Regions from separate parts of the Mus musculus genome. Here all the other regions are linked to region 1. Evidence: chromatin loops called from intact Hi-C (ENCODE). Cell type or tissue: heart. All regions are shown on one strand. Each heading gives the region's core, and the rest is flanking DNA. Links, peaks and the distances in the headings are about the cores only.

The links. Peaks named below come from ENCODE experiments on the same cell type or tissue, not always from the same donor. Only the 100,000 strongest peaks of a DNase experiment are listed, where the experiment ranks them.
Region 2: a loop joins it to region 1, with 12 times the contacts of the local background. A loop is called at or near these places in 15 of 42 quality-filtered maps.
Region 3: a loop joins it to region 1, with 17 times the contacts of the local background. A loop is called at or near these places in 14 of 42 quality-filtered maps.
Region 4: it touches region 1 in a loop (2.5-fold over the local background); 5 of 42 quality-filtered maps call a loop at or near these places.
Region 5: it touches region 1 in a loop (4-fold over the local background); 4 of 42 quality-filtered maps call a loop at or near these places.
Region 6: a loop joins it to region 1, with 4 times the contacts of the local background. A loop is called at or near these places in 13 of 42 quality-filtered maps.

The regions. Positions count from the first base shown.
Region 1 is chr11:43,345,838-43,351,212 of GRCm38, forward strand. No RefSeq gene overlaps it. Among named protein-coding and RNA genes, the nearest start is that of Mir146, 26 kb to the right of the region's middle. In heart, for the core only: no CTCF peak of the experiment used is centred there; DNase peaks (open chromatin) are centred at 2,964 and 3,924.
Region 2 is chr11:42,996,710-43,002,084 of GRCm38, forward strand. No RefSeq gene overlaps it. Among named protein-coding and RNA genes, the nearest start is that of Gm34644, 130 kb to the left of the region's middle. In heart, for the core only: a CTCF peak has its summit at 2,658 (motif pointing right); no DNase peak of the experiment used is centred there.
Region 3 is chr11:43,211,181-43,216,555 of GRCm38, forward strand. Atp10b (ATPase, class V, type 10B) reads left to right here. Exons shown (of 23, transcript NM_176999.3): 11 at 1,231-1,419; 12 at 4,770-5,370. All of the region lies in intron 2 of Gm12146 (a long non-coding RNA gene), which reads right to left. It also overlaps the pseudogene Gm51418. Among named protein-coding and RNA genes, the nearest start is that of Gm12146, 11 kb to the right of the region's middle. In heart, for the core only: a CTCF peak has its summit at 2,132 (motif pointing right); no DNase peak of the experiment used is centred there.
Region 4 is chr11:43,269,363-43,274,737 of GRCm38, forward strand. No RefSeq gene overlaps it. Among named protein-coding and RNA genes, the nearest start is that of Gm12146, 48 kb to the left of the region's middle. In heart, for the core only: no CTCF peak of the experiment used is centred there; no DNase peak of the experiment used is centred there.
Region 5 is chr11:43,261,954-43,267,328 of GRCm38, forward strand. It overlaps Atp10b (ATPase, class V, type 10B), which reads left to right. Exons shown (of 23, transcript NM_176999.3): 23 at 1-332. Among named protein-coding and RNA genes, the nearest start is that of Gm12146, 40 kb to the left of the region's middle. In heart, for the core only: a CTCF peak has its summit at 2,094; a DNase peak (open chromatin) is centred at 2,098.
Region 6 is chr11:43,409,212-43,414,586 of GRCm38, forward strand. No RefSeq gene overlaps it. Among named protein-coding and RNA genes, the nearest start is that of Pttg1, 14 kb to the right of the region's middle. In heart, for the core only: CTCF peaks have their summits at 2,454 (motif pointing left) and 3,750 (motif pointing left); a DNase peak (open chromatin) is centred at 2,430.

The DNA of each region.
Region 1 (5,375 bases), core at 193-5,192:
ATAGATAGATAGATAGATAGATAGATAGATAGATAGATAGATAGATAGAACGTATTCAGGAATGCAACCTGTTTAGCTAGTCTGATTAATTGTATGTGTGTTTACAGGGCTGGCAGTGTGGCACTTGGCAACCATCTGGTATGCTCTTCCCTGGGGAGGTCCACCCCATCCCACTCTCTGCTTTATTCAGGTGCCTAGAGCTCTTTATGTGGGGCTGAGACTTCATGGGCTTTCCCCTATCCAATCTGTCATGTCCACTGGTGCCATCCTTGTTCAGCTCACACTTGGACAGTCTTAGTGGTGAGACTTCATGAGTACAGCTTCTGATATTACTAGGAGACACAATCTTAGATCAAAGTCCCTGATCCCCTGGCTCTTGCAATCTTTCTGCCCCCTCTTCACAATGCTCTCTCAGCCTTACACGTGGGAGGATTTTGTAGATGTATCCACAGGGACTGGAGTCCACAAACCTGCACTTTGATTGGCTGAGGGTTTTTTGTAGTGGTCTCCATATGTTCCAAACAGCACTTTCCTTGATGTAAAGACTACAGTTACCTGTAGGTATAAGAACAAATGTTTTTCGATTTTTAGGGAGTGTGCTGGTTTAGTAAATTAATGGTTCTAGACTCTTCTCCAGTTAACCAAGACTCTAACCAGCACTGAGTCTTTAGCTAGATTAGGCTAGCTAGTAGTTAGCTGTATTAGACATGAATTCCTTCTTGTTGAGCCTTGGACTTGTCTTAAATCCAACTGGAGACCTGATGGTTACTGCCAAGGCATGTGTGCCACTACTGCCCCCTTAGGGTTACCACGCCATGCTGGTTGTTGATGCGGCTCATTCGTGTTATAGTTAGATGGGACTGTTGCTCGCTTCCCTCCTTCGGAAACTTGCATGGTGCCTTCTGGTTCCGTGAAAGCTAGTGTTCAGGCCGGGCCGCTCAGGTCAGCTCCAGCTCAGAGGCCTCCGGGGCCTGTTTCTGAAATGCATCATGTCTTCAACAATAAGGATTTACTTTGATGGAAGTAATTTTTAAAGAGAGAAATGGTGCTACTCTCTGTTAGTCTTTAGTTACAATGTCCTGCTAAGTGAAATGGCAATGGGGCAGAAAGTGGCCGCTTACCGTCAACCAGGCAGCTGAGAAACGTGAAGAATGGTCACTCAGAGCTAGACAGCAGCAAGCACAGGCAAGGCAAGGACTCATCTCCCTTGTGCCAACCCCTCCCCTCTGCATTCCGGGACAGTGAGCCTGAGACACTGAGGCTGCCAGAGGAGAGAGAGAGAGAGAGAGAGAGAGAGAGAGAGAGAGAGAGAGAGAGAGAAAGTTTTACTTAAGCTTGGGTGTTTTGTTTGTTTGAGTTTTGTTTTGTCTGGTTAGTTGGTTGATTGGTTGGCTGTTTCTCTTGGTTTTTTTGTTTGTTTGTTTCTTTCTTTCTTTCTTTCTTTCTTTCTTTCTTTCTTTCTTTCTTCCTTTCTTTCTTTGAGACATGGCCTTACTCCATAGCACCCTGGCTGTCCTGAAACTCACTATGCAGAATAAGCTGATCTCAAACCCACAGAGATCTGCCTGCCTCTCCCTCCTGAATGCTGGGATTAAAAGCTTTACATAAGTTAGTTTTGTTTTTGCTTTTTTTCGCATCACTTGCTTTTTGTTTTGATCTTTTTAACTTCATGGTGTTTCATGGATGAGACTATAGAAAGAGAGCCAAGCCACCATCTTGCCCCGATGTGGGATAGCCAGAAGTGCAGATAGTCTCATAGGTCCGTGGGTTCCTAAACTCTTTGGAGTATCTTTTAAGAATAAAAAAAAGTCAAAGTTTTGAGCAAAAGCTCTACCACATGGCATTGTATGGAAATAGTCTTGCCTGGCCATAAATACGATCTATGACAAGGCAAAAAAAAAAAAAAAAAAAAAAAAAAAAACCCTTCTAGACCAGCGCTTCTTCTCAAACTGTGGGTCAAATGATCTATTCATAGGGATTGATATCAGATATCCTGCATACCCAATATTTATACTATGATTCATAACATTAGCAAAATTACAGTTATGAAGTAGCCACAAAATAATTGCATGGTTGGCGTCACCACATGAGGAGCTGTACTAAAGGGTCACAGCATTAGGGAGGCTGAGAACCCCTGACCCAGCCATGCCTTGCTCCCAGTGGACTTTCATATCTACTCCATTCCAGGCAGGCAGCCTGGGCTGGCTCAGTAAGTTCTGGTTCAGGATAAGGAAGGAGTTGATGTGGATTTCAAGACAGCGTCAACGATCACAGATGCTCACTAACTTCTGCTCGCAGACCTCACTACCATCAAAGGGTGCAGACAGACACAGAGTGAGTAGAAAGAGCCAAAAAAAATACCTCACTCACCTCTTACCAAGCTTCTACCTGAGGTTTTTTTTTGTTCTTGTGTGTAAAGTGCGGCCGCCTGTAGAAGTACGTAGATCCCAGTGTGGGGATGAAGGAGCGGATTTAAATGCCTCATGGGAAGGAGTCTATAGAAACCACGTCTGCCATCTTTGCCCTTTGCCTCTTGGATTTAGAAAGGATGATGATGCCCCATCATCTCGCCTTTTGTGAAGAAGACATTTAAGCCCAGGGAGAGGTAGTGGGTTAGGCTTCTTACAAAAGGTCACACACTGTCTTGGAAGCGGAGGCTGAGGTCTTACAATTCCCAAGAACTTCTTTAAGAACTATGAAAGGTTAATTCTTATCCGAGATGCCTCTTGCTTTGTTTCATAGGCAGTAAGATCCTACATCAAAAGTCCTAAGAAATTTCTTTTCGGGCACTTTGGTGCATGAGATCATCAGAGTAAGTAGGCACGCAGTGCATCCAAGATGAGATACAGAGATGTGAGATTCAGAACTTGAACTGTGCCAGCCTCACAAGCCCTGTTGTCTTGCTACCTGCCGGCTTCTTTTGCTGGCTTTCTTTAGTCCTTTGCTTTGGTGCTCCTGCCCCCTAGTGGCCAAGAACTGTACTGCAGCCACTCTCTGTGGCCCACTCATTAGGCAAAAAGGAGATAAGTCCTTGCAGGGCCACTGTATCTTTGTCTATAAAAACAAACCTCGCTGTGATTTAAAATAAAACAACAACAACAAACCACAAACAGATAACCCAGCAGTATCCACAAAAACATAGCTGGGAAGACAGCTGAAGCTGAGTACCAAAGATTCTAGTTTGAAAAATAACAAGTGTATATCTGACTTAAGGACGGTGGAATGAGGGGAATTCTGGGAAGTTGTGCAGGGGAGCCTAGGATAACTTAAAAATATCAGATGATGGCAGTGTCTTAGTACATTCCAATGAACACCAAGAGAAACACTCAGAGCCTTGTCTCCCTCCCTATCCTTGCACCCATTGGCCTCCATCCTCACACCGGACCTGCCCTCACTTGGCCTCTTAGTCCTGCCAGACCAAAGCCCAGAACTCCCACAGGCCATGGGCTCATCCCTGTGTCTATGAGAGAGAACATGCTAATTTTCATTCTGTTGCCGTGATAAAACAATGACCAAAAGGAACTTAGGAAGGAAAAAGATATCATCTGGCTTATGCTTATCACAGTCATGGGGGAAAAAAAAACAAGAACAAAAACTACAACACCATAAAGATAGGAACTCAAGCAGAGATCATGGAGGAACGCTGCTACCTCATCTACCCTTCATATATCTCCAAGGACTACCTGCTTAGGGATAGCGGCAGCCACAGCAGACTCGGCCCTTTCTATATCAATAAATATGCCATACAGTCATGTCCACGAAATAGTACGATAGAGAAAATTGCTCAATTGGAGTGCTTCCTTTCTAGGAGACTGTCAAGCTGACAAAACTAACCAGCATGAGCCAGATAATTCCCAGCTCCAAGTGAGTCATGAAGACCAGAGGCCACGCCCTCCAGAGGTCACGCCCTCTTGAGGTCACGCCCTCCTGAGGAAGATCCAGGAGCATTCTCTGGGCATAGATGCCTGGGAAGAATCACTAGACACACAAATTCAAGAGTGGCGCTGTGGAGTAAGCGACCTTCAAGGATGTCACAGCTATTTTTTCTCATTCCATTATGATGTAAGGATTTGTAGGCTGGGGAGACTGAGGTGGGAAAAGCCTGGAAAGCTCCCTAGAGTGAATCCCACCGTAATTCCTTCCAAGAAGCATAAACAGGGGCCAGTGCAGCAACACCCAGAAAGCCTGTAACCCCAGCACTCGAGAGCTGAAAGCAGGTCAGCCTCAGCTACATAGCAAGTTTGGGGTCAGCCTGGATTGCATGAGACCCTGCCTATAAACAAACCAGAAACAAAAAGCCAGCATGCCACATAAGAGCCTTCAACCCGTTCTGGAGAAGAAGGCGTGACATCTACAGCCCTAGAAAGCAAGCAATGACTTTGACCCTCTGGAAGCCACAGGACATAAAATGACTGGCATTTGATAACACCACTAAAATGGAACATTTCTATTCCCAAAAAGACGGATACTGTCAATAAGATTCCTTTTTTTTTTTTTTTAATCTGATTAAACTTTCTCTTTTGCTGCTTCTTTGTATCTCTGGTTGAAATGGAGCAGGATGCAGGTTACCATGGTGACGGCTTTTTTTTTTTTTTTAAACAGAGCTCAGGAGCTCTGGCTGTTGGCTGTAAGACCCCAAGCAGGAAATGGGGATATCAGGGTGAGCAGAGGATGAGAGGGACAAGAAAGAAAGGCGCAGGACTCATCCCAGGGTGCTGTAACTTCTCCAACTTGTTCTGTGACACAAGAATGGGAGTCAAGACTCAGCTGCCTCATTGGATGAAGGAAGCAGAGGCCAAATGTGTGTGGGAAACGTACACATCTTAACCTTTCCTTACTTGCTCCTTTTTGTGGCAAATAGACATCTGCTTTTGCACCCCTTCCCACTCTTAGTGGACACCTTCCACCCAAGTTTTGGAAAGCCCACCAAAAACCTAATCCAAAGAGGCATGATAAAAAGTTAAAAGTACTGAAAGCAAGAGCCCCATCCCGACCCCCACCCCCAGGAATTTTCAATGGAAGGGAATTTGAGGTTGCCAGTCCCATTGTTATCAATTCAAGCAGCTTTTGCCTCACATGCCTTTTCTGGTTTCTTCAAGCCCATCTAAGAACAGAAAACAGAGAGTCTTCGAGAGGCTAGGGCTCCCCATGGAAACCTGACAATCAGACATGGGTCAGAGAAATGACTGACAAGAGAGGAAAGGAGTTGCTGAGAGAAGTTCCCAGGGCCCTTCCAAATTCCAGGCCAGGGAGATAGGAAAATGGAATGGATAAAGCCAGAGAAAAATCGCTGATACAAAACCTGTTGGGGGGTGTGGGGTGGCTGGAGAGATGGCTCAGTGGCCTTCCAGAAGTCCTGAGTTCAATTCCCAGCA
Region 2 (5,375 bases), core at 213-5,212, 350 kb before region 1:
GCTGGAATACCTTTTTCTGTCGTTGGGTCCTTTGTTGGAATAATTTTCATTATGCAGTCAAATTACTTATCAATCTGTTCTTCTTCTGTGCCATTTGGTTGGCAAATTGAGGCCACTAATATTCAGAGTGATTGCCAAAAAGTGTGTATTAATTCCCATCATTTCTAGATTTATAATTTCTGGTGTTTTCTTACTACTCATTGGTGTATCTACTGTTCTAAGGATTAATGTATTATTCACTGCAGCTTCTTAGATGTGTTGAATTTCTTCTCAGTGTGATTCCTTTTAAGTAGTGTCTCTACCACTGGCCAAGGAATCAGAAGCTCCTTGTGTTTGTGTTAATCGTGGAAAGATTTTTTTTCTTCTGATTTTGAAATGTGATGCCTAGTTTTTCTGGGAATATGATCTGGATTGGCAGTTACAGCTTTTACAGATTAAAATATATTTCCTTGCTCTTCTGGTTTTCAAAGTCTCTGTTGATAAATCCCTGATTCTGGTGGGCTGCTTTATGTGTTATTTGGTGCTTCTTCATTTCATCTTTCAATGTGTTTTCTTTATCATCTGATTTATTTTTATCTTTATAATATAACATGAGGAAGTTCTTTTTCTAAAATTCATCTCTCAATCATTCTATTTGCCTTTTAAATCTTTATAGCAATCTCTATTCTTTCTGCTGTGATTTTATTGAATATATAATTATTCTTCTACCCTGAAGTTCTTCTCCTAGCTAAATAATTTGTAAATTTATTCAGTGGTATTTCATATATTATCTCATATAGTTTATTCTTATTGTACTTTGTCTATGTCAATGTTTGAATATTTCAGTTCATCTTTCTGTCTTCCACATCTGATAGTCTATCACTACATCTAGTTTTTTTTTTCATAAAGTATCAGGATATTTATCAACACTTTTGTTTATTGAATTCCTATTTCTTGTGTGTACTCAATATGTGTGTATGTGTGTGTATATGTGTGTTGCTGTACGCATGTGTACATGTTCATGTATGTGCATTTGTATATGCAGGTTCGTGCATAAGTATGTGCCCATGTATGTGAAGCCCACAGTTCAAGTTTGGGTGTCTTCCTCTAATGGTTTGAACAGCAACTTTTGAGACAGGGCCCCTCACTGAAGGAGAGGCTCATTGACTAAACTAGACTGGCTGGTCAGCAAGATCCTAGGACCCTCCTGTGACTACCTGCCAGCACTGGAATTCCAGTGAGAAATAGTGAGGCTTGGGTCTCACACCACTTAGCTGCTGGCCATCTGAACTCGGGTCCTCATGTTTGTGTGGCAAGCACTTTACTTTCTTCAGCCTCTGTATCCTTCTTCTCTATACTGTATATGGCTTTTCTTATGTCAGGCTGGCATTTATTTTTATTCCCTTTGGATACATTTAAGAGTTGGTTTATATCCTACTTGATTTTGCTAAAGCTCAAGGCAAGTATTTTTTTTAATTCTCCATCTACAATTCTATCTATTTCGCTTCACTGGAATCTGCTACTTTCTAAGGGATCATGCTGCTTCTGTTGCTCATGTTTCTTGAGTTCCTGCTTTGTCATTTGTATTTCAGGATTATTTCAGTGGTTGTGAGATATATATATATCAGCTACATCCTTCAGTTGAAGTATTTGCAGTGTTCACATGAAACTAGACTGTAGTATATCAAATGAATAATTCCTCTAGTGTGGACTGGTAATATAATTCATTGGCTAACCCTCATGTGCATGGCCCTAGAATGATTCCCCAATGACATTCCAAGAATTGAATATTAACTGCTTTCTAAGACCACTATGCAAATATCATAATAGTTCCCTTAAACTTCAATTACTAGCAAGGGATAAAGAATCAGAAGGGTATTGTGGGATCTAACAGATTGTGTTCTAAGGCTAAGATTAGAAATAAAATTGTCTTAGTAGAGAAAGATTAGATAGAGCAGGAAAGTAGAGATGTTGTGAAAAATCCTCAGAATTTAAAGACTATTAAAACTATGACACATGTTAATTAAGAAGTTAAAATGAAATGGGAGGGTTAAAAAAAAAAAGAAGAGGTAAGCATAGTGGAGGTGAGATGGAAAGTATATGGGCTCTAATAAGAATAGTATGACATACTCAATGGAATGGGTGTGGCAACATTGTAAAAATCATAACAATCATTTAGTGATATAAAACCAAAATCTTGACATTGATGAGATATTTTTTGCAAGAGTAAAGTTTTGGGGCTTTTTCGCTTTTTTCTTTGTTTATTTTTTTTTGTTTTGTTTTGTTTTGTTTTGTTTTCAGGGTGTTAGCATATGCCTTTCATCCCAGTACTGGGTATGGGAAATGTTTTTGTTTTCTATAAAAAGTAGCTATCCCACCAAGAGCCAATATTGCTGTAACCTCCCTACCTGGTAAAACTTACATGTAAATTTTTAAAGTTTTTAAGGCAAAGATATAATAAGAGAAGAAAATTAACAGCATATTCAGTGTCCCTTCCTTGGAGGGATGGCTTTGTGATCCTCTTCAGAAGATGTTTTGCATAGTAAGCTATGCGAACTGCACTGACTAGGGAAGGGCAGTCTGATGCTCCAGTTCAACTCTGTAAAGCCAGACTCGAAGGCACACACTGTCTCACTGGAGACAGTTCTATCTTACCCATTGGATTCCATTTCTTCTCCATCACCAGCAGGTGTCAGCCCTTCCTTGGGTTGTTCCCAGACATCTGCATGGAAAATTGCTTTGGGGACATTTCCACCTGTTGCTGTGCCCTGATGTCACACTTGCTCGGCTCTTGTTTGCCTTTTCCCCTGGAAACATTCATCCTTTCAGGTCCTACCTGTGTGGACATCCATTTCAGTAGTCTCTTCAATAACTACAGTTCACATATCTTTAGAATGTGGTTTTGACATGGCCAGGCTGAGTGCAGCAGCATACCTCTCAGGTCCTCCATTGTTATTTGCACTACTGGATGTCTCCTGCTTGAGACCCCTGAATAATCTCAACATCACACCTATTTACATCACACATAAGCCTCTGCCTATAGCTTGTGCTGGCTTTGCATCTCTCTATCATAGTGTGTTACATCTCTGAAGTCTGATCCATCCTTCGGCAGCTTGTGCCTGTGGTTTCTGTCTGTGTTTATAGAGCAAACATTTCTCTGGATAGTTCCCACTGACTACAGACCAAGCCATGTGGTGACCAGTTCGTAGAGTCTTCTGTTACTTAACAGAGCTCTCAGCTACCTAATCCTTTTGTTCTCAGTTGTAATCTCTCATAAAGGTAAAGACTATTGTTGTTTACCTTGACTCTTTCACCAACCTTCAGGGAAGCCTCCTAATCTTATATCCTACTCAGAACTTTGAGAATTCTCTATTTGCTTAAATGGTAATGTTTCCTATCCATGAACATGAAACATCTTTCCATTCTGTTAGTTTTTTCTTTTTTATTTAATCAGAGTTCAGTCATTTTTTCCTATACAAATAGGTTGCATTTTCAGTTGAAATTTTTGTATTTCATGTTTAAGGGTACTTAACTATAAATGAGTACCGTTTTTGCTAATTGCTCATTACAACTATACATCAAAGAAGTTGAATTTATATGATGATCCAGAAAAAAAATCCTGAAAATCAGTTGTGAGAGATTCCTTCCTTACTTTGTTCTAAATCAGTGAGACAAAGATGTTGCTTTTTAGGCTTATCTAAATAAGCTATAAAATTTGTGCATATATTTATATTTGTATAAACTGAAAGAGTTCCCTTTAATCAATTTAAAGGACCTTGAATGGTGGTGGGATTCTGTTAAATGCTTTTGCCACACCAATTTATAATTATGTCATTTTTTTCCTTCTCTAACCTATTGATGTGATGTTTAGCTGATTTTCTTGCATAACAAAATAAATCTCATTTGATCATGGTGTGTATTTTTTTATACACCATTAGGTTTTATTTGTTAATATTTTGCTGAGGGATTTTGCTCTTTTTTTTGTCTGTAGATATTTAATTTGTTCAGGTTTTTAATCATCAGTGTGGAATGTCAGCTTTCAAAATTTCTTAGACACAGAACTAGAAACTGGAAATATGGGGAAACAGGGAGAGTTTCTTGAGTGAATACTTGACACATTTTCCCCTGGTGGAAATAATCAAATGACTAGTTCTGTCTCATGCATACTATTTCTACAGATTAGGCATTTATGCTACTTTTATATATTCACCTTTTCTTAACCAAATGAGATTGGAGTAGGGTGAGAAATTACAGAAACTTAAGAAATGAATTGTGCTATTCAAGTCTCATAGTGATAGAAAAATGAAAGCTGTTATATATGGTATTTGGGTTTATGGTTGAATTAGAATAGCTGAAACCATTATTAGATTATTTATCATACTAGGTTTACATATATATGTATACATACATATATAATGCCACATATACTACACTCATGTAATTTGTATAAATCTACATAAAATCAATAATAGATATGGTACTTCTCTTGGAAATAAAGAAAGTAAAACTGGGAGATATAGTAACTTCCCAAGATCTAATAAACACTTAAAGGTAGCAGAGATGAAAATTAAAATCTGGTCTATCTGAATCAATTTCATTGATAAAGAGTCAAATCTTACAGGAAATCTTTGCCTTCCTTCTTTAATAGTTGCAAGTAAAGAACTGTAGTTTGTATACATGGTAATATGTCACTGGCTCCATCCACTACAAAGAACCCCAAACTTTGGTTATATTAATCTGCATAGGTATAAGATTTCCCCTTGACAAGTATTACAGGGAAGGCAGGGTCAAGCCTCATATGGAACCTCAATGAACACCAGCAGTTATCACTTTGTGGTTTTCCTAGCAGGCCATTTGAATCCCCAAAATTTAGAATAGTAATGTATAGCTGACTTGTTAAGAACAATAAGTCAATGCCCAATGGGTTCATGAAATCTGACCACTGACTTCCAGAAATGTATTTTTTCATAGAGAAGAAAAAAAATTAAGACTATCTTTTTCATTTTGCAATACAAAATAATTTTAATAATGCATTCATCTACCTTAAAAATATGAATCTTACTGGAAAATAAGTGAGGTATTTTTTTCCATCAGATGATCACAAACAATAATCCTTTCATCGAGTGAATTGTAGAATGCAGATGGGAGAAACTGCCTAAAGCCTCATTCTGAACCTCGTAGCAATGTTTACTTTTCAAATTAAATGAGAGAGAAAAACATAAAGTGGATAAAACAGGCTGTTGGATTTTCCCTGAGATAATAACCAACTGTTCAGTATCTTCAAGCCAGAATTTATGGGGAAAAATTAAGCAAGAATGCATTCATATATATATATATATATATGTGTGTGTGTGTGTGTGTGTGTGTGTGTGTGTGTGTGTGTGTGTGTGTATATG
Region 3 (5,375 bases), core at 166-5,165, 130 kb before region 1:
AGTCAGGATTCTTGGCAGAAGGACCTTGGAGCATTTTGCTGAGCAAAGCTAGCAGCACTGTTTAGTGTGGCTTACCAGGTTAACAATACTTTCTATCCCATAATGAACTCAGTTGTGCCTTGGCGCACTCTCCTCATCCGCCTTACATGCCTGGTACCTCTGGACATTGTCAGTATAGAACTTACTTCTGTGATTCAGAAGAGATCACCATGAGATGGATCGAATCTAACAGGCAGCTGGCGGGCACTTCTGTGGTCATTAAGATCTAGGTGAGACTTTGATGAGTAGGACAGTATTCTTCTGTTGATATGACCAGAAACATAAAAGGAGGTTGTGTGTCCAGATTGCAACAGAGACTACTAGGGTCTGATGAAAAAACTTGTGAAGGGATTTAGAAGCAGGAGGAGTTGGAGATGCTGATGGTGATGATCTGGAGATCTTTTTGAAAGTCAGAAGTTGCAGGAAGGGCTGGTAAGATGGCTCAGTAGGTAGGAACACTGACTGCTCTTCTGAAGGTCCTAAGTTCAAATCCCAGCAACCACATGGTAGTTCACAACCACCTGGAATGAGATCTGACACCCTCATCTGGTGTGTCTGAAGACAGCTACTGTGTATTTATCTATAGTAATAAATAAATCTTTGGGCCAGAGAGAGCAGGGACTGAGCGAGCAGAATTGACCAGAGCAAGCAGGATTGACCAGGGTGAGCAGAGGTCCTAAAAAAATTCAGTTCCCAACAACCACATGAAGGTTCACAACCATCTGTACAGCTACAGTGAACTCATATACATAAAATAAATAAACAAGTCTTTAAAAAAAAGAAGTAGGGGAAAAAAGTGGTGTCTTGGGAACATGGCATAGCACATGTGCATGTGCAGGGTAAGAAGAGCTGGATGGTAGCAGTACTGGTATAAAGTTGGTACAAAAATATACAATTGGGGGCTGGAGGATCCAAGCTCTAGGAGTAAGGAGCAAGCGATGAGAAGATGGTAGATGAGAAGAAATGTTGGCTACTAGTAGCTCCACAGAGCCGATTGACGATGAAGAATCAAATAAGTATGAGCAGTGATCAGTCCAGTTGCAGGGAGGAATGTGCTGGATGCAAGACTGCAGTGATAGTGGTGTTTTTCCTTACCCTAGACAGGCAGAGCCTGCTGGGAGGGACCTCCCTCCCCAGTCCTTTCAGGAAAAGACCTCACTAGGGTTTTGTTTTGTTTTGTTTTTCTTCCAGGAAAAAGATGTGACTCCTGACAAAAACCTCCTGAGCAAAGTGAGAGATGCTGCCCTGTGGCTAGAGACCTCAGATACCAGACCTGCCAAGCCTTCGCACTCCACCACTGCCTCCATTGCTGACTTCTTTCTCGCCCTAACCATCTGCAACTCCGTCATGGTGTCCACAACCACTGAGCCCAGAAAGAGGGTAAGGTGGAGTGATGATTAAGGAGGGAAGGAATGGTGAGGGAGAAGTACAAAGGCAGGTGGGAAAGGGGAAATCCCTGATCAGAAAGGCACGGCCCTTTGGTGCTAGCGGCAGCATCATCAGCCCATCTCTGTGAAAATTGGATCAGCCCTGTGATCTTCCTAGGTCTGTTTCCCTCTTTATAAATTAAATGGGAAAAGTTACAGAGCAGCTGTTTGTGCAACCTTCAACCTTGGCCCATCATCTGCGGGGCAGGGACTGTGTAAATAGTTATTGAGCATTTGACTGGGTGCCCGGTCCCAATGCTAACTACTTTCTGTATATTACTTACAACCCTGAAATTTAGAAGGGCATAATTTTTTGACTTAACAAGTGAAGTCTGAACTCTTGAATAACTTAACTTAGAAAGCATGGTTAACCTGTGGTAGAACCACCTGTGGACTCAGGGTTCCCAAATCATATCATCATCATACTTGAATCTATTTTTATATTGTAGTTAAAATTAATAAGCTTGTGTGTTACGTGCTTTCCTTGTAAACAATGCAGAAATGTGGTTGTCTATATGAAGTGGAACAATGAAAACTTCTGAGGGTATATGGGTCTTCAGTTATCTACAGACTCAGCCAAGATCCCTACAAGTCAGTGATAAGAATAATGATCTGCCTGCCACTAGACGCATTGCAGGCATGGCTGCTGTGTCATATATGCACCAGTAGGTGGCAGAGAGGAGTTCTGAGCTCTGAACATCTGAATAATTTGTGAGCCTAACATTTCCTGGAAAAAAAAAAAAAAGCAAGCCTGAGATGACCACCAGTCTGTAGCCATGTAGGTCCTAACACCTCCCAAGACCAGAAGCAAGCCTGAGACTAGAAGAACCCTATCTGGGATTGAGGACCCTGGGTGGGAGTAAGCCTGGGACAGGTAAACCTCACATGGGACCACTAGGTCAGGCAAGCAAGGAGCGAGCCTGGGATGACCTCCAGACCAATGCCATGGGGCCTAGACAGGGAGCTAGCCTGAGATGACTACCATTCAGACCCTGAACAGTCTTGTGGGAGCATGGGGGAGCAGACCATGCCTGAGATGACCCCTGCCTGGTACCAAAATTCACAAGTGGGGCATAATGTTCCTGAGACTACTCCTGAGATGACTCTAGACACTCAGAGCCCAAGCAGCTCTAAGGAGAGCAAGTAAGGATGTGGGCACAATGAAGAGAAGCAGATCTGGAGACTCAAGGGTAGTGAAGAACAGCCTGATGTGAGTAGCTGGTGATACCACCTGGGACCATGGTGGGGTCCTGACCTGTGGCACCACTGGGGGCCATGTCTGGGTCCATGACCCTGCAACAGCAAGGGTCTGTTGCCACCAAAGGTCAGGTGGGCATCCTTGGTCTGCTCCATGGGGACATGTTATATCTGAGAGCTGAAGAACTGGCTCACTCCTTGATTGGGCATCTTGGAAGAGCTAGCCTTGGCGTCATGAGAGCAAGAAAACTGTCCCTGCCTCTCAGCAGCAGCAGCACTTGGAAGACCAGACTCTGCACCTCATGTGGGTAGCATGGTAGAGTTGAACCTGATGGTGGGGGTACAGATGAGCTGGCCCTGCTATTTTTGTCTGCTGTGCAGTAACATGGAGAGGGAGAGATGAACCCTCTTGCCCCTTGCCATCTATGGCAGACAGAAGACCTGGTCATCAGAGTGGGAAATCTAACCCTAGCCCTCACCAGCTGCAGCACTTGGGAGAACAGGCTCTGCACCTCACCTGGGTAGCACAGTAGAACTGGCCCTGAGTGTGGGGGTTACAGGTGAGTCAGTCCCAAGGACTTGAGTGTAGGAGAGCCAGCCCTACCTCTCCTCTGCTATTCAGTGGTGTCAGAGAGGGAGAGGTCTTCTCCCCTCCCTTTTACCTTTAACACTGGTGTTGAACAGGAGAGTTGACCCCAATGGGGTCTTGAAAACAGAAGAGCTGATCCTGTTCCTCACTTGAACATCTCAGTAGAGCTGGCCCTGGTGTGGCAGTTGAGGGTGAGCCAGATTCAAGGGTGTGTGTGTGGGAGAGCCGTCCCTGCCTCTTGTCTTCTGGGTGACGGCACGGATGAGGGAGAGATGCCCTACTTCCCTCACCATCTATGGTAGTCAGGAGAGCTGAACCCTGGATGACAAGGGTGGTAGAGCCAGCCAAGTCCCATTCATGGCCCAGATCCAGGGCTTTGAATTGGCCTGCCTCATCATCTCCATTAATGAACTGATAGAGTGCATGAAGGGGCCAGTCCTACAAATCTGAAACTACAGGATCTCCATGGAACAGGACAACAACAGGCTATCCAAGAGGAGTCCAAGTGAGGTTCCGGTATTGACAGAGTAGCAGAAACCAGAGGCTTTATTCCAAACCAAGTCATTGCAATGAGCATTTCCAAGCAAAGTAGTGTGGACAAGATAGTACAGTGTGAGACACACTGTGACACACTATACTTTTCACAATGGGATTTTGTTTTCTCTGTTGTGGAGGAGCATGCAAGGGTGGAGGATGGATATGAGGAAAGGGGAAAACGAGTAGGATTAGGTTGCATGAGGTGGGACCCACAAAGAACCAATAAAAAGTTTTAAAAAAAATAATGATTTGGAGCAACTTGTGGCTATAAAACCAAAAAAACAGGATTCACTAGACTATAACTTCCTCTCATTATGCCAAGATTTCAAACCACCCAGAAAAATCACCTCATGATCACACACTTTCCGTGATATATAGGAGACAGAAAGCATTAACTGAACAAGCAACTATTTTTGAGAAGTACTATTTTGGGAAAGCTAGCATCCAACTTCAGTTTTCAAGTTAATGAGAAGGCTGGCACTAGCTCATAGCTCCAAGCTAATTGCTGGACCCAAACTCAGAACTGAATCCCAACTCTATTACCAAAACACTGAGGTATCATGGCAAATCTATTCAACATCTGGGTGCCTGGCTTCCATACCCATAGATTTTCAGGGAAAAAAATGAATGTGATGATTCACACAGAGAGAAAGCAGCTTACCATGCACTGAACTGAGAGAAAGAGTACTGTAGAGAGTCTCATTTTCACCCCTATGTTTCTTTCCACCATGACCAGAGTGGGATGTTTGGAAACTATACACCTAGAAGGTCAGGTACAGAAGGAAACATCTGAGCTAACACCTTCTTTGTACAGGTGGGTAGGCTGAGATCCACAGAACACAGGGTCTTTCTATGACCATGCTACAGGTCTATGACCACAGAAGACCCAAATAATGCTCTGATTGCAAAATGACTTCTTATTCTGCATAAGACAGCTCACATGCTTAGAGTGATGTTGCACTTTCTTTACTCAACCACAGGTTACCACTCCACCAGCCAACAAGGCTCTAGGGACATCCTTGGAGAAGATTCAACAGCTCTTCCAAAGGCTGAAGCTTTTGAGTCTCAGTCAATCATTCTCATCCACGGCCCCCTCTGACACAGATCTAGGAGAGAGTCTGGGACCCAACTTGCCCACCATAGACTCCGATGAGAAAGATGACACGTCCGTGTGTAGCGGTGACTGTTCCACTGACGGTGGCTACCGGAGCAGCACATGGGAGCAGGGTGACATCCTGGGGTCTGAATCAGGCACTTCTCTGGAGGAGGGGCTGGAGGCACCAACTCTCAGCCAAGATGAACCAGAGCTGTGCTACGAGGCTGAAAGCCCTGATGAAGCAGCCCTAGTGCATGCTGCCCGTGCCTACAGTTTCACACTAGTGTCTAGGACACCTGAGCAGGTGACTGTGCGTCTGCCCCAGGGCATCTGCCTCACCTTTGACCTCCTTTTCACGCTGGGCTTTGACTCTGTCCGGAAGAGAATGTCAGTAGTGGTGAGGCACCCACTGACTGATGAAATAATCGTCTACACCAAGGGTGCTGACTCAGTCATCATGGACCTGCTGGAAGATCCAGCCTGTGGTGAG
Region 4 (5,375 bases), core at 244-5,243, 76 kb before region 1:
TGATTTTCTAGAACAATCTTATGTCATGAACTCCTTCCAGATGTCAGCCTGAAACTCCAGCTGATTAAAATCCCTGCCTTGTTTCTTCCCAGAGTCCCCACTGGCACACACTCCACACACTGACACAGAGCCTGGGAGAAGTGGCATGAGGGAAGACATGTTGACATTGGCCCAGATCTAATGAGAGCTCCAACAGCCTGAGCTGTACCTACTAGACAAACCAGACACACGCTAGTCTCTGCCCTAGCTGCCTCCCCTCATGGGCTTGATCACATGAGCATGCTCAAGGGGGCTCTGCCTGAACTGTAATGCAGGAGGAAGGCATCCAACCCTGACTCTCTTCTTATTTTTAATTAGAAATTCCCATTAAAACCACTACAGCAATGAGACACACATCAGGCAGTATACTTCAGGACAATTAGCACACTCTTCAGGTGGCTAAAATGGCCCAGCTCTGGCCTGGGGCTGATATAATTGCACCAAAACATACAGCCCACCAGGAGGCTCACATTTCAAATGGAAAGAAACAATTAGTCATGTGTCTATTGGTCAGCTAAATCTGTAGGACATAATTTAGTATCCATAATTTAAAAGATTGCTAGGGGTGGGAATATATGGAAATCACCTCAGTATGTTCATAAGCAAATCTCTATCCTTCACATGCGACACACGACTAATGCTGGGGTCAGGGGGATAACTGTGTAAGGCAGGCTGGTCGTAACTGTGTGTTGGGAATCACTAGAGGCATGAGTATTCCATTCTTGGAGTGTTCGAAATAATTAGTGGGGCAAGTAGCTTCTGGAACCCCTATGTACCTCCCTGCTACTTTTTGAATTCCCAGGCCACTAATTAAAACCTGCCCGTAAGACAGCTCCTGGCTGAGTCACTATGATGATTCTGAAGAGTAAATAAAATGAGCAAATTGCAAGAGCAGAAGTGCTCTCGGAACACTGGGAGAGCTGTAGAAAAAGCCACCCCCAGGCTCCCAAGCCTCTGTTTGAAGCCACGCTCTTGGATTCCACAAGCACAAGCATTCTGAAGGCTTTTGCTAGTCCCTCTTGTCTCTGCGCTGAACCACTACACCCTTCCACAATCCGGCAGCGCAGCAGTAATTAATATTCAACTGGCATTTCCACTGCGCACTCAAAGCCTGTTCCTTCAGCCTTTTCAAATCCAATTCAGACCAAAGTAATCTTTGCCCTTGCATCTGGGTTCAGGCAGAAGCAATTGTTAAGACTGCAGATTGCCGTTTATTAGCATTTATTGAACAGCAGAGGAGCCCTGTGCAGTAGTGGTTGTCACTAGGTCTCCGATTTTCCAACTAAAATTAACAAGCCAGCAATGCATTTATATCAGGGCAGGAGGGAGACGTTTCAAGAGGAAATGATATTGATGATTTTCATAGGGACCTATTGACGGACTGTGAGACTTTGAAGGGATGATGGGTTAATAGGAGGTAGACACTCTTTGATCATTCCCTTGAAAGTCCCCTGTAGTCTGTCTTATTTGTGGATCTACAGAAAGTGGTAAAGCTAAGAAAGCCTTGATTCAAATTCTGAACTAATCCACTGGGTGACCTTGAACAAATTACTCTATCTCCTTCAAGATTCTGTTCATCCCCCCCAAAAAAAAGAGTTAACAAATCAGTTGGAATGCTAAACTGTATTCCTCAAAACCACTGGGAAGACGCAATCCAAATAGAGGATTGGATTCCCATCTCACATTACCCTAATTGGCTCTTATCCTACAGCTTCATATTCTAGGTCTGACATTATATAGGTATCTTCTCCATTTTACTCTGTGGGTCACAAATGTTAGAAACTGAGAGCTGGTCTCTAAAATCTGTTCTAGTTGTGAAACTGGTGAAGTGCTAAAAACCTGGAAGGCAAAAGAAAGCTACCATGCTTACATTAAATCAGCTACTGGGGTTTATCTTGAGAGGTCTAAGAGATACTAGAGTGAGCCAGAAGCAGGAGATGATCAGGAAATCCCAGCAGAGAGATCATCTAGAGGTGGCGTAGGTGGGTATGGAAATGTATGGAGGGTATGGATGATAAGAAAACAAGACATGCCAGCAATAATCTATGGCAGATTTTCTTGGCCAGATCAAGGTCTCTTGGTCCAGGCTGACAGATCCAGGAGGCTGACAGGCTGGAGGAGAAACACCCAGATGGCTGAATAGAAGTGTCCCCCATATGACTCTGCTACAGAATGAATCCAAGCCAACAAAGGAAATATTGAAGACAGTGACAAAGAGAAAAGTCTGGAAATGAGTTAGTAAATCATTAGAACCTTAGACAGCAAAGAGGAAAGTCAACGTGGAGAAGTTGCAGCTTATGAGGTCAACCTGGCTCCCTGTGAGAGGGGAGGGATTGAGGAAGTAGGGAAAAGGTGAAAAGTGACAGCAAATGGAACAACATTGCCTAGAAGATACACTAGCAAGAGAATTCCATTCCCCTTATAGCCTTTCAATACAGTTTAGAATGTAGGATAGTCTGAGGGTGGCCATTGTGTTTCAAATTAAAAATGTACATTAAGTCTCACCCAGCTCCCTAAACCCAAGCTATTACAACAATCCATGTTATATACCTTCTTGGCTTAGGGATTTGCAATTGTTCTTCGGAACAACCAGAAACCTTGGGCTGACAAATCACTCATATGGAAAAGGACACTCTCTAACATCCTACAACTTAAAGACCCATACTGAGTCCCAAGCTCACTTGCCTTGGCAAGAACTAAGGGATATTTCCTCCCCAGCCCACAATCTTAGCTACTGTTATAAAGTTCTGACTCCATCTGCACATGTCTATTAGGGATCAGTAAAATCCTCTGCCGATTCTCAGAACTCAGGAATGCTTCCTGGAAGCTTAAGGAATGTTGATACCAGGAGCCCAAACCTCTATCACCAAATGGAATCATGTATCAAAAGCCAGGGAAGACTGCCTTTCCAACCCAAGAAAGGACTTAGATATATAGCTACTGGTGAAAAACTGTTTACATCCCTCTAGCTTATCCCTGGAGAGCAGAGGAAATCTCCACCCATGTTCTACGGCTCTAGAAGTATTGGTACTATGATTTTAAGCTTCCCCACCAGAGCTTGCCTCATATAATCTAGGGGCATCCCCATTCATATACAACATTTCCAGGCCCACATTGACTAATCCATGAGTCCTATACTCCCCTAGGACCTAAAAATGTCTTCCTTCATGGCTGATACCTTCAGGACCACAGACATGGATTTCACAAGTCTAAACATTACTTATACATGCCTAGGAAAGAAATTATGAATTCCAAGCCCTGGAAGTAAAGAGTTGCCAACAAAGATTGCTACACCCAGCTGTATTCATTACTTTTCTGTTGCTGTGACAAACAACCACAACCAAGCCAACTTTGAGATGGAAAGGATTATTTGGCCTATGGTTCCAGATGGATGAATCTATCTCAGCAGGGAAGCACGGCAGCAAGCATCAGTCATCAGCATGACCTGAATGCTGAACGTTTGTATCTTGAACAATAAGCAGAAATCAAAGAAAGTACCCTGAGAATGGTTGCAAGGCTTGGAAACTTCAAAGCCTGCCCCCCAATGGCATACTTTCTCCAGCAAGGCCACACTTCTTAGACCTCTCCAGGCAGTACCACCAACTAAGCAAACAAACGTTCAATTATATGAGCCCACTGGGGAACTTCTCATTCAGACTGCCACTCCAGCAAACCTATCTTTGAAAATCAACAAAGAAATAAAGACACTTCAGGATACTGGTCAAGAAACCAAGGCAGCCCATGACCACAAAGCCAACACTGCAGAAGATACATATTTTTTAAATACTGAGCATAGGAAAGGAAGTAAGACGGTCTACAACAAAAAAGTACAGGGGAAAAGTCAATTTCAGTCGCAAGAGCATGGGAAAACATAACACTCATGAGAGCAAGGAGAATTAGGGTAGAATACATCACATCTAATACAACACCTTCCCAATGCTGTAGGAGAGAATATAAAGAACAGGCAATAATCCATTGTGCCATAAGAATAATACCCGCAAAATCCTGTAATTTGTAAACATCTCTCAAGTATAAATGGCCTCAACACACCAAAAAAAAAAAAAAGAGAGAGAGAGAGAGAGAGATGCACACTGGCTGAGTAGCTTAAAAACTATATCCATGTATTTTTCTCCACAAAATGTATCTTAAGGGTAAAGACATCTCAGACTGAGAATCAAAGGATAGAAACAAGTCCATCATGTGAATGGAAACAAAGCAAATTGTCATAGCTGTTCTAATATCTGATAAATAGACTTGAAACCAGATTTAGTCAAAACAGGTAACAAAGACCACTATGGAACAATGCAGAGAAAAAGCAGGAAACAATCGTAGGGCCGGTGAGCTGGCTCATTTAATTGCCAAGCCTGAATGACCTGAGTTCAAGCTCAGAACCTATATAATGGAAGGAAATAAATGAATCCTGAAAGTGGCCCTGAAAGTTTGTCCCATAGCATGCACATGCGTGCATTCTCACACACAAACACATACAAATAAGTAGATGAAAGATAGATAGATAGATAGATAGATAGATAGATAGATAGATAGATAGATAGATAGATAGATAGATAGATAGATAAATGGGTTTTTGGGGGGCAGGTGACTCTTAAAAGAAGCAATTTCAAATTAAGAACCAAACAATGACATTTCTGATTTCATAAAGCAAACATTAATAGACATAAAATGCAAGGTCAGCAGTTAAGAGCACCAATTGCTCTTCAGAAAACCTGGTTTGACTTCCCAGCAATGACATAACAATTCACAATTGTCTATAATCCAATTCCCAGAGAGTCCAACACCCTCTTGTAACCTCCATAGGCACCTGGATGGTACATGGCACATAGACAAAACACTCATGCATATAAAATAAAATTAACTATACCACAGATCAAATGGAGTTTATATATATATTTATATTTATATAATATTCCATTCAAACATAACAGAATATACATTCTTTTCAATATCTCATGGAACCTTCTCTAAAATAGGCCATAGAACAAGTCTTACCAAATATAAAATAATTAAAATAATCTAAAGTTAATAATGGAATAAAACTGGAAATCAGGGCTGGAGAAATGGCTCAGAGGTTAAGAGCACTGACTGCTCTCCCTTAGGTCCTGAGTTCAATTCCAAGCAAGCACATGGTGAATCACAACCATCTGTAATAAGGTTCTGATGCCATCTTCTGGTGTGTCTGAAGACTCACATACATTAAATAAGTAAACAAATAAATAAATCTAAAAAACCTAAAAATCCAATAGCAAGAAAAGCTATACAAATACACACAGAGTGGATCAGCCTTGAATGAAGAATGGGTCACTGAAGAAATCCGTGAG
Region 5 (5,375 bases), core at 109-5,108, 84 kb before region 1:
TCGGATGCTGCTCTTTTCTTGCTTACCAACCAACTCCATTTGCTTGTGATGGCCCCATTTTTACAGTTTTCCACATGCTGGGGAGCCTAGGCCAAGCTGGTCACAAGTGGTCACTTACTCTTGCCATTCTTCATGAACCAAACCAACTGTGTGACTGTCTGATGTGCCACCTCACTCAGAGGGAAGCTCTAACATTGCCTCTGTAATATAATGCTAGTGACTGTATGTAGTACATGTTATATGTGTATAATCTTTTTACTGATAGACTGGAAACATGTCATCATTTTTTAGAAAGAAAAATAAACTTGGTTTTTCCATAGATTTCCTACCAATCTGAAATCCTATTATTCTACCTATACATTATCATTACTATTATCATGAATATTTATTCATTTGTCCTTCTTTGTACTCAATTATGTATCTATCCAAGAAACTTTAGTAAGTCTCTACTAGATAATTTTCAATGCAGCTTGGGCCTGCCATCACTTGTACCTACCTTCCCAGGTTTCAGGGTGTTAGGAATACTTGGCCCAGTGTGAAAGTGGAGCACAAACTATATCTCTGGGCTACAAGAATTGAAAGCGGCACATGCAACATTATTCAGGAAATCTAACGCAACTACTTTTTCTCTTGTGAACCTAGCACACACCCAAAACCTAGGCTGACTTGGGCTTTTCCATCCATTGTCAATGTGACTGCTTACAGCACAAACATGAGGATATGAGTTCAAATCCTTAGTGCCTACCTAAAAACCTATGTGTAGGGTGATGCACTTGTAACCCTAGTACTTGACAAAGGTGTGAGGTGGGCAGAAAGGGGAAACTCTCTGGGATTAGGTGGTTGTGAACCTAAGTTTAGGGAGAGCACTTGTTTCAAGGCAAAGAATGGTAGAAGATGGATATCCAATCTTCTCTGTCTTCCATGTGCAGAAATACCACACATCAAACACATGCACACACACACACACATGCATCGGGTGGGGGGGGAGAAACAGAGACACACACACACACACACACAGAGAGAGAGAGAGAGGGGGAGAGGGAGAGGGAGAAGGAGAGAGAGAGAGAGCAACAGACAATGGCCTGGGATTATGTTGTCCTAATAACTGTATTGGGTTACTTTAGTGCGTGCTAGACTCTGTGCATCACTATCTAACACCACAGCAAATATGTTGTCCTAATAACTGTATTGGGTTACTTTAGTGTGTGCTAGACTTTGTACATCACTATCTAACACCACAGCAACCCTGCAGGGTAAAGACTTATCTAACCTGGCTCAATAGCTTCAACTGCACCACCACTACCTCAAAGCTCCATGCATTGGCCTCACCCTTACTTTGCCTGATGTCAATGGAGCTCACATGTAACTGGGACCCCAGCTGAAGAACTGGTATCTTCCTTCCTGCATGGTTTCTCATCATTGAGGAGGCCAGCTAGGTCTGGTCACATGGTTTCAGAGGGAAAAAGAGTTGCATGAGCTCATGAGATCTATGCTGAGAACTTGTATACTTGTTGACCACCAGGTTCCATGGAAGCAAAACACTTGTTTCAAAAATATTCTCTTATCCTCTCATGAGAAGCACTGTAAAGAAACTGAGTGCCATTTGCAGTCATTCATCCCAACCTCAGAGAAGACAGTGAGGTAAAGAGAAGTCACATAAAGACACAACAGTCCCATGGTTAGCAAGTGGTCAGGTGGTATTCTAACCCTGGGAGTCTGTAAGCAGTGTCTGTGTACTTAACCAGAGATGCATGACTCAAGATAAGACCAGGGGGGCAGATGGGGAACCAGAACCACATGACATTCTCCTGAGAGGCAGGGTTTCATAGTGGTGAGGGCGCCCTAATTTCATCTCAAATCTAGCATAAGGCAGCAATGTGGCCTAAAGAAAGACAATTCCATACCATGTAAATCTGGGCTGCAGTCCAAACAAAAGTAAGTATAATATCATCATTTAGGGGAAACCTGAAATACTCTTTACACCGCCATAAAACATCTCCCCTGCAGCCCTCTCAGACTCCAAACTGGGCACCAAGTCAGACAGATCCCTGTGGAATGCTTTCCACTGGAAGCCTTCTGCTGCCACCTAGCCGGATAGAAGGAGGTACTGCAACTGGGGTTATGCAGGGGTGGGAGAGCTTCAGGCACTGGAATCCTGTTGAGGACATTGAGTCTGTCTGGATCTAAGAACTGGAGCCCAGATTTCAAGTCTTGGTGTTCTGGTTTCTATGGTGACTCTAAACAAATTCTTTCAGGAGCTTTTCCCTAAAACTATTCTTCCCAGGTTTTCCAACCTCTCCAGTTGGGCCCTCAATTGGTTCTAAAAGCTATTTGGGGAGGCTGGCTATGGTGTAGGACTGTTCTTGGACAGATCTCAAGCCTGTGGTCCACTGTGCAGCTGTATCAGTCTGTATCTCATGCACACATAAACACAGAGAATAGAAAAGCCCATAAAGACATCAGTTTCCTGCTCTGCCCCTGGTGCTCTGAGTACAACATCCTGTGATGATACTGTGATACTGCCGTCGGAGAGATCATGAATGGGGTTGGTTTTCAGGAGTTGAGTGAAGCTGAGGAGGCATCAACCCTTTGGGGGAAAGGTAACAAAACCTCCAATCCCTTGGAGGACCTTGACTGACTTTTTCAGATCAGTACATAGATGTTGAGAAACTGTTGTTTAAGGGGATCCATAACGAAGGGTCAAGGCACTCAGCCCTTCCAACTGTCAAGAGGGAAGCCAGAGCAAATGCATACCTTTCTTTTACATAGGTCCCCAGGCACCTCAGCAACCCTACCAGCCACCCTCAATAAACATGGCTGCTTACTATGTGAATGAAGCACAAAGCCCATATTCCCATGCCCCTCCAAACATATTATTTCCTCAAAGTCATACCTCTGTAGATAGCTGAACAGACACTCTCTCTGCAGCCGTCTGTAAGAGGGTTCACCCCTCACAGGAAGGCCTGAGGGAAGGTTCCACTGACATAATTGTAGAGAGACTAGCCAACCAAACGCCTGACTGAAATCCAAAGAAAGTATTTTCCTACACTTCTTGAACAAATGATTTTAATTAGGGTGAGTTATAGGTGAGTGGGTGAGTGGGTGTTTCTTAAAATTACCTTGGCAGTGGCTGCAATGCTGAATAAAATGACTCTCCCTTACCCAGCAACCCTAATTACCTACCAACATAATTACCCCTTCAGAGAGGGGTGGGGCCTTGTCTTAGTCACTGTTCTATTGCTGTGAAGAGACATCAATGACCAAGGCAACTTTTAGAAAGGAAAACGTTTAATTGAAAGCTTGCTCACAGATTCAGAGGTTCAGTGCATCGTCTTCCGTTTGGAAGCATGATAGCAGACATGGCCTTGGAGCAATAGCTAAGAACTACATGGTGGTCCGGAGACCAAGAGAGACATTCTCGGCCTGGGTGTGGGCTTTTGAAATCTCCAAGCCTACCCCCAGTGACACACTTCCTCCTATAAGCCACACCTCCTAATCTTGTTCAAATTGTGTCATTCCCTGGTGACTAAGCATTCAAAACTATGAGCCTGTGGGGCCCGTTCTTATTCAAACCACCACAGTCCTCATAATCTTCTCTGGCTCATAATGTTAAGGGGCCCAGTCTTGCACAGGAATTAGGCAGGTAATGGAAAATGATTTTGGAAATGCCATTTCTCCTGCAGCTAACCTGTGTATTCCCACAAATGAAAGGTTGTTATTAAATGCAGATGATGAAATTCAACAGAGAGACAGATAGCTGTGTCCAGGGTCATTCTGCAATGTGTAAGCAAGGCTACGATCAGAATACTGCTCTCCTGACTCCCATCTTCAACTATTTCATCAGCCAGAGATAAAATACCAATGCTTTCCAGAGCTGTTTGCACAGTTTAAAAGACATCCTCCCACAGACACTAATGCAAGCAAAACACCTATGCACATTTAAAAAAAATAAAGATTGTTACACCAAATGACAATTGCATAGAATAACTTGAGGCCACGTGATAAAGGACAGAAGAGAAATCTGTCTGAGTAGAACTCTGTGTGTAGTGCTTTGAATAGGAATACCCACAGAGGCTTGTGTATTTGAACACGTGGTCCCCAGTTGGAGGCAATGACTGAGCAGGGCTGGACTTGCTGGAGGAAGTATTCATTGAGAGTAGACTTGCTCTAACCATCATGCCTGCCTCTCCGCCATGATGAACTCTTCCCTCTGGAACCATGAGCCCAAACCTACTCTTCTATAAGTTACCTTGGTCATGGTACTTTATCACAGAGACAGGAAGATGACCAATACAAAGTCCTTCTAGAACTCCTCGTGTTACCCTGTTTGCAGAGGAATAGCCTGAAGGAGAAGAGAGATGGACTATACCAGCAAAAGGCTTCCTTCAGAGTGCCTTTGTCCTACTTACAAAGGCAGAAACAAATTCTAAAGCTCCATCAAGTGCTGCTATTGAGCCCCATTTCCTGCCTTCAGAAGATCTCTCTCTCTCTCTCTCTCTCTCTCTCTCTCTCTCTCTCTCTCTCTCTCTCTCTTTCTCTCTCTCTCTCACACACACACACACACACACACACACACACATACACACACATATACTTTTGTCCCTTTCCTGGATATATGTATAAGACACGTATGTAAAAATAAGCATGCACTTTCCTCTTCCACTTATGGAAGATATTCAAGCTGAAAACTCAAGAGTCCTGGGCAGCAGTCACTAGGCCTCTAGCCAAGCACACCTCCTTTAAAAGGGAAAGGAACAAAGTCCCAATGAAGATGCAGAAGAGTCACCTCTGATCCACACAGTTACTCCATGCTCTTTCCCACAGTGGCACACAGAACCCTTCCAAAGTAAAATTTATACCACCCTCTTGGACCACAATCCATTGGGTCAGAACAGTCAAGTACATCACTCAGGCCACCACCTTCATGACCATCATGGCCAAACAGTGAGAGCTTCCCACCTTGGCAAGCCATCCTTTTCAACAACACTTATCTGCTTTATGCCAAAGAAGTAGGCCTAAGAGTTCTCAAGTCAAGATGGCAGTCAAGGATGGAGAGATAGACACATTTATCTAGGAGACTCCATGGACAGGACTGCCTACATCTGAGGCTGTTGCTGATACAACAGGACACACAGGAGAGTGGACACTACTGCTCTTGTTCAGGCAAGTATGTGGCTAAGTCAAAGGTCACATCTGTGTTACTCACCTTCAGGTGGTAAAAAATAAATTATTAAATCACCCTCCTGCCAAAAGAAAGCTTTGAAAAGCCCCAACTGGATCTAAGACTCAGGAGATCATTTCTCATTCTCGCAAAGTTCTTATTGTGCAGCTTTTCTTTCTTGTCTATTTAAAATATGAAGGTTGGTCTGAAGGAC
Region 6 (5,375 bases), core at 123-5,122, 63 kb after region 1:
CTTCCTGTAAGGGCCAACCAAATAGGTCTATCAATTACATGGACAGAAAACCATGCCTGCTGGAAAGCTATGTGTTCTAGAAAGTTTCAAAAGAGCATACGGCCTGCCTGGAAATGTTTGTTAGTGTAACAGTTCCTCTGGCCTTTATCTATTCTTACCTCTCAAACCTGCCACTTTACCTATAGTAATTCTACATATATCCTGCGCGCGCGCACACACACACACACACACACACACACACACACACACACCATACACACCACACAAAACACATATATACATACAACACATATACAAAACATATACCAAAAAAAAAAAAAAAAAAAGCCAGGCAGTGGTGGCACACACCTTTAATGCTAGCACTTGGGAGGCAGAGGCTAGCGGATTTCTGATTTCGAGGCCAGCCTGGTCTACGGAGTGAGTTCCAGGACAGCCAGGGCTATACAGAGAAACCCTGTCTCAAAAAAACAAACAAACAAACAAACACACACATACACACATAAAACTCATACATACACACACAACGGGGAGACCAAAGAGAGGCAGAGAGAGAGATCACTAAACAAAAGAATATTGACAATATATAAATATATTTATAAGATATTAAAAAGCACAAACATAACATAATGGCTCCAGGAGGGGAGAATAAAAATAGATTGTAAGTTTCTTGTGCTACACATAAAATGATACACTTTCATTCAGGGATACACTGAGACAGTTAAGGAAATATTCTATAAATACCAACAATGTAACCACTAAAATTTACAGCCAAGTAGATAACAAAGAGATTTCTTCTTTGAGACAGGGTTTCTTTGTGTAATACTGGCTGTCCTGGAACTCACTCTGTAGGCCAGTCTGGCCTCAAACTCACAGAGGTCCACCTGCTCCCGCCTCCTAAGCAAAGAGCATTTTAATAGCACTCAGCTGGGGCCAGTGAGGTGGCTCAGCATGGGAAGCGCTTGTCTCCAAAGCCTAATGGCCTGAATTCTATCCCTGGGACTTTGCAAAAGGAGAAGGCGAAAACCAACGCCACAAAGTTGTCCTCTGACCTCCTTATATAGACCTTAGCACAAGTATGAACATACAGGCATACACCCAAACACACATGCAGGTGAACTCCAACCCCTTCCCATCTCAGAGATCCTGCAACTGCAGTCTCCTCTTTCTCCCCTGCCCTGCTCCAGAGCCAAGTCCTTGCGCAGAGGTCTGGATCCCCAGCCGTTGGTTTTATGACACAGCTCTCAGCCTGTAAAAACCCTCTTGGTCTTGTTCAGGGGATTCCCCTCTACAAGCTCCTTCCTGGGAAGCAGAGATTAACATTCACTTTCTTACAAGTCGTGAGAGTAGGATGGCTCATCACAGAACTCTCTGAGTGCGTGCGTGCGTTCGTGTGTGTGTGTGTGTGTGTGTGTGTGTGTGTGTGTGTGAGAGAGAGAGAGAGAGAGAGAGAGAGAGAGAGAGAGAGAATGAGATCTACTCCAACATCTTCTTTTGAGGGATGAGATACAGAGACTCAGAGAGGGCATATGCACAGAACAGAACACACAACTCTTAAGTAGACCCTACCTACACTCCACATCCAGGGAGCCACTGACCACCCCCACCCCTAATCTCACCCCGCCCCCACAATGACTGGCTGTTTGTGCACAGGATAAGGGAAATGGTTTGAAGGTTGAAGGATGCTTTATAGAATGTCAATATACATGGTGGGAAAATTATTCATGCTGCATTGCTGCTCATCCTATTGGCTACTTGAAGGATGGTCAAGACTCTGCACTAACTTGTCTTTACGCAGATAAATCTTTCCCTAGACAACGCTTTAGTGAGAAAGAGACCAGACAGGGTCAGGGTCAGCAAGAATTTAGTAACACTGTTTCTGTTTTCTTCTTCTTCTTCTTCTTCTTCTTCTTCTTCTTCTTCTCTCTCTCTCTCTCTCTCTCTCTCTCTCTCTCTCTCTCTGTCTTTCTCTCTCTCTCTTACACTCTAATTATGTCAATGATGCAAGTTTTATGCCTACACATCACTTAAACATTAAAAGTTACCATTTAAACACATGTAATATCAGGTTAAACAAAAGTTTAAGTCGATTAAAAAAAAATTATTCAGTAAAGACTCATCACCGGTTATCAAACATAGAAAAAAAAACCCTATTTTGACAAGAGTAAATGCGCTAGTTCATTATCACCTTGCAAACAAGTGACAAGTAACAAAATTAAAACTGTCAAGCACATAACTGAAGTCATGGTGAATACCATGTGACTAGAAATCTACCACACTAAGTTGGGGGTCATCTCTATGCTCTGTGACTTCCTCTCTTCACTTCCCTCTTCACCCCCCTTACCACCCAGGGGACCTCCAGTCCTCTAACAGAGGCCCCTTGTCACCCACAGAAAAGGATTAGGAACCAAGCAATTTGCAGGGGTTGAAGAGGGTATACCGCCCTCTGGTGGAATACTTGGGAATTGGTGCCCACATGCTATAGACCTTTGGTACTGGCAGCAAGTCATGTATTTTTTAGGATAGATCCTTCTTCAGCTGGCCACATCCCCAGTGGTGGGTGTGCAAGGATATGTCACCATGGCCAGCTTGGGTGAAATGGAAGCTCAAAAGTCAGGTCTTCACTTTACTGACTGAGCTATCTCCAGACCCAGGATTCTCACATGGGGCAGCTCCAAACACCAGGGCAGATTCTGAGAACTCCAGCCAACAGCATGAACACATAGCATTTACAGGAGAAAAAAAGTGAGACATAAAAAATAATTGGCTACACCTTAGTCGTCAGCCCGGAGCTCAGTTGCAACTTAGTTAATTGGCTGCAAGGCCTCGGTGATTGAATTCCACATTGGTTTGGTCCGGTCTGTTCCGCTCAAAACAAACAGCCAGCCAAATTACTTATCACAAAATATTTGTTACAGAAAGCATTGTGTCCGATAAACCCAGGAACCACTCTTGTAGAATAAAACCCAAAACCTATCCTGGGCTTTTCTTACAGCCAGCGGGGATATGGCCCTGGGGAGAATGGCTCACAATATCAAATGTCCTGTCAAGACGGATGTAGCAGAGATTACGTAACCAACTAGAATCTGAGCTTGCAGTCGTTAGAATACAAGTACAGCCACCTTACACACACTGTGGCCCCGCGATTCCAGGAGATGCCCGTGAAATGCCCTTGGTGCAGATCTGGTGAGAAAACAGATGCTCTGGAAAGGCTGGGCAGCGGCAGCGACATTCATCCCACCGCCCCAGGTTTATTTAAAGACATTTCAGTGGGGCTGTCGAGATGGCTCAGTGGTTAAGAGCACTGACTGCTTTTCCAGAGTACTGGGATTCAATTCCCAGCACCCACATGACAACTCAAAACTCTCTGTGACTCAAATATCCAACACCCGCACACAGACACAAAACATGCAAGCAAAACAACAATGTATATTTTTTTAAAAAGGTCAAATTTAAAGCATTTCTGTAAGCACCGCTAATTTTAAAAACAAGAGACAGTCTGGGTGTGGCAAAAAAACAAAAAACAAAAATGTGCCCGTCATCTTAGCACTTGGCAGAAGTCAAGATCTGGGAGTTCAAGGCTGGCCTCAGCTACACGTTTAAGGTGGGTCTGGGCTACGTGAGACCCGTGTTTTAAAAGACTATTTCTCAAGCAAAATGTAAGGCAGCCATCAAGCTAAACATGTCTCACATCACAGCTAAGACTGCAGAAAGAAAAGCAAATGAGCAAGAAATGAAGGGGGCGCCCTCTAGTGGCTGATTACACTATCACAAGAAGGCAGGTTCTGGAGATCGGAACAGAAGAGGACTTGGTGCTTGTCTTCAAGGGAAAGGGAAAACCGCCTGATGTAATGGACGGTTCGCCTGAAGTGGACACGTGGAAATGTGTTGTCCCTTCAGTGGATCTTTATAAAGGCATATAGTCTGGCTTTTCCCAAAGAAAGTGACTAATTCGAAATCAGACCATAAATCCCAGGCAGGTTCGGAATCTAACCGAAAGGTACAGACTGACAACCTGGGCATCTCCACTCTGCTGGGTGACAGGACCCTTTTAGAGTGGGAGCTGTGACGTTCGCCATTGTGCAGCCTTTACAGCACTTAGCAGATGGTTACCCACAGAGAAGACATCCCATCTTTTTTTATGATAAGAATAATTAGCATTTTAAAAATGATCAGTGTCCAGTGCTATCTTTTGCTGGTCTCAGTGACTGAATAAGGAAAGTAACAGTCTACAGATAAGGAAATTAGGTCTCAAGACGGCCAGTAACTTGCCTAAGATGACAATGGCAGAGTCTGTACCCAAACACTTAAGCCCGGGAGTCTATAGACCCTGAACTAACAATTCTCAAATGGGTTGATCTCACGAGTCTGTTACACTCTTTAAAATCCCACAATAAGGGCTGTGGGATGGCTCTGTCAGTGTGGTGCTTGCCTGCGAGCACAATGACCTGGGTTCAATCCCAATTTAAAAGGAAATAAAGGACTGAAAAGATGGGTCAGCCATTAAAAGGTAGGCTCACAACAAGAAAGAAAGGAAGGAAGGAAGGAAGGAAGGAAGGAAGGAAGAAAGAAAGAAAGAAAGAAAGAAAGAAAGAAAGAAAGAAAGAAAGAAAGAAAGAGAAAAGAAAGAGAAAAAAGAAAGAGAGAGAAAGAAAAAAAGAAAGAGGAAAGAAGGAAGGAAGGAAGGAAGGAAGGAAGGAAGGAAGGAAGGAAGGAAGGAAGAGGGAGGGAGGGAGGGAGGGAGGGAGGGAGGGAGGGAGGGAGGGAGGGAGGGAGGAAGGGAAGGAAGGGCTGGCTGGCAAGATGGCTCAGAGGGTAAGGGTACTTATCACCAAGACCGGATCTGAGTTTGATATTTAGGATCCATGAAGTAGAAGGAGACAGCCAATGTCATGCAGGTTTGTTCTCTGATCTCCTTAAGTAAAATAGTGGTACACATATCACACCATACCCATGCCCCACACACACACACACACACACACACGATACATGTAATTACTTGTAAATCCAGGCATGGTAGTGTGTTCTTTTCATCCCAGCATTGTAGACGCAGACAGAAACCTCACTGTGTTGTTGGTCAGACACTCTAGTGACTTGCTTAGGTCCATGCTAGTGGAATAGCCTGTCTCAACCCAGTGGTAGTGGTGCATGCCTTTAATCTCAGCATTCAGGAGGCAGAGGCAAGGCAGATCTGGGAGTTTGATGTCAGCCTGGTTTATAGATTGAGTTCCAGGATAGCCAGTGCTATACAGAGAACCCTATCTCAAAAAAACAAAAAACAAAAAAAAAAAATCAAATCAACAAAAGTGCATGGCTCCAAAGGTCTGAGATTTTTCTCTGACACATACACACACACACACACACTTACACACTTACGT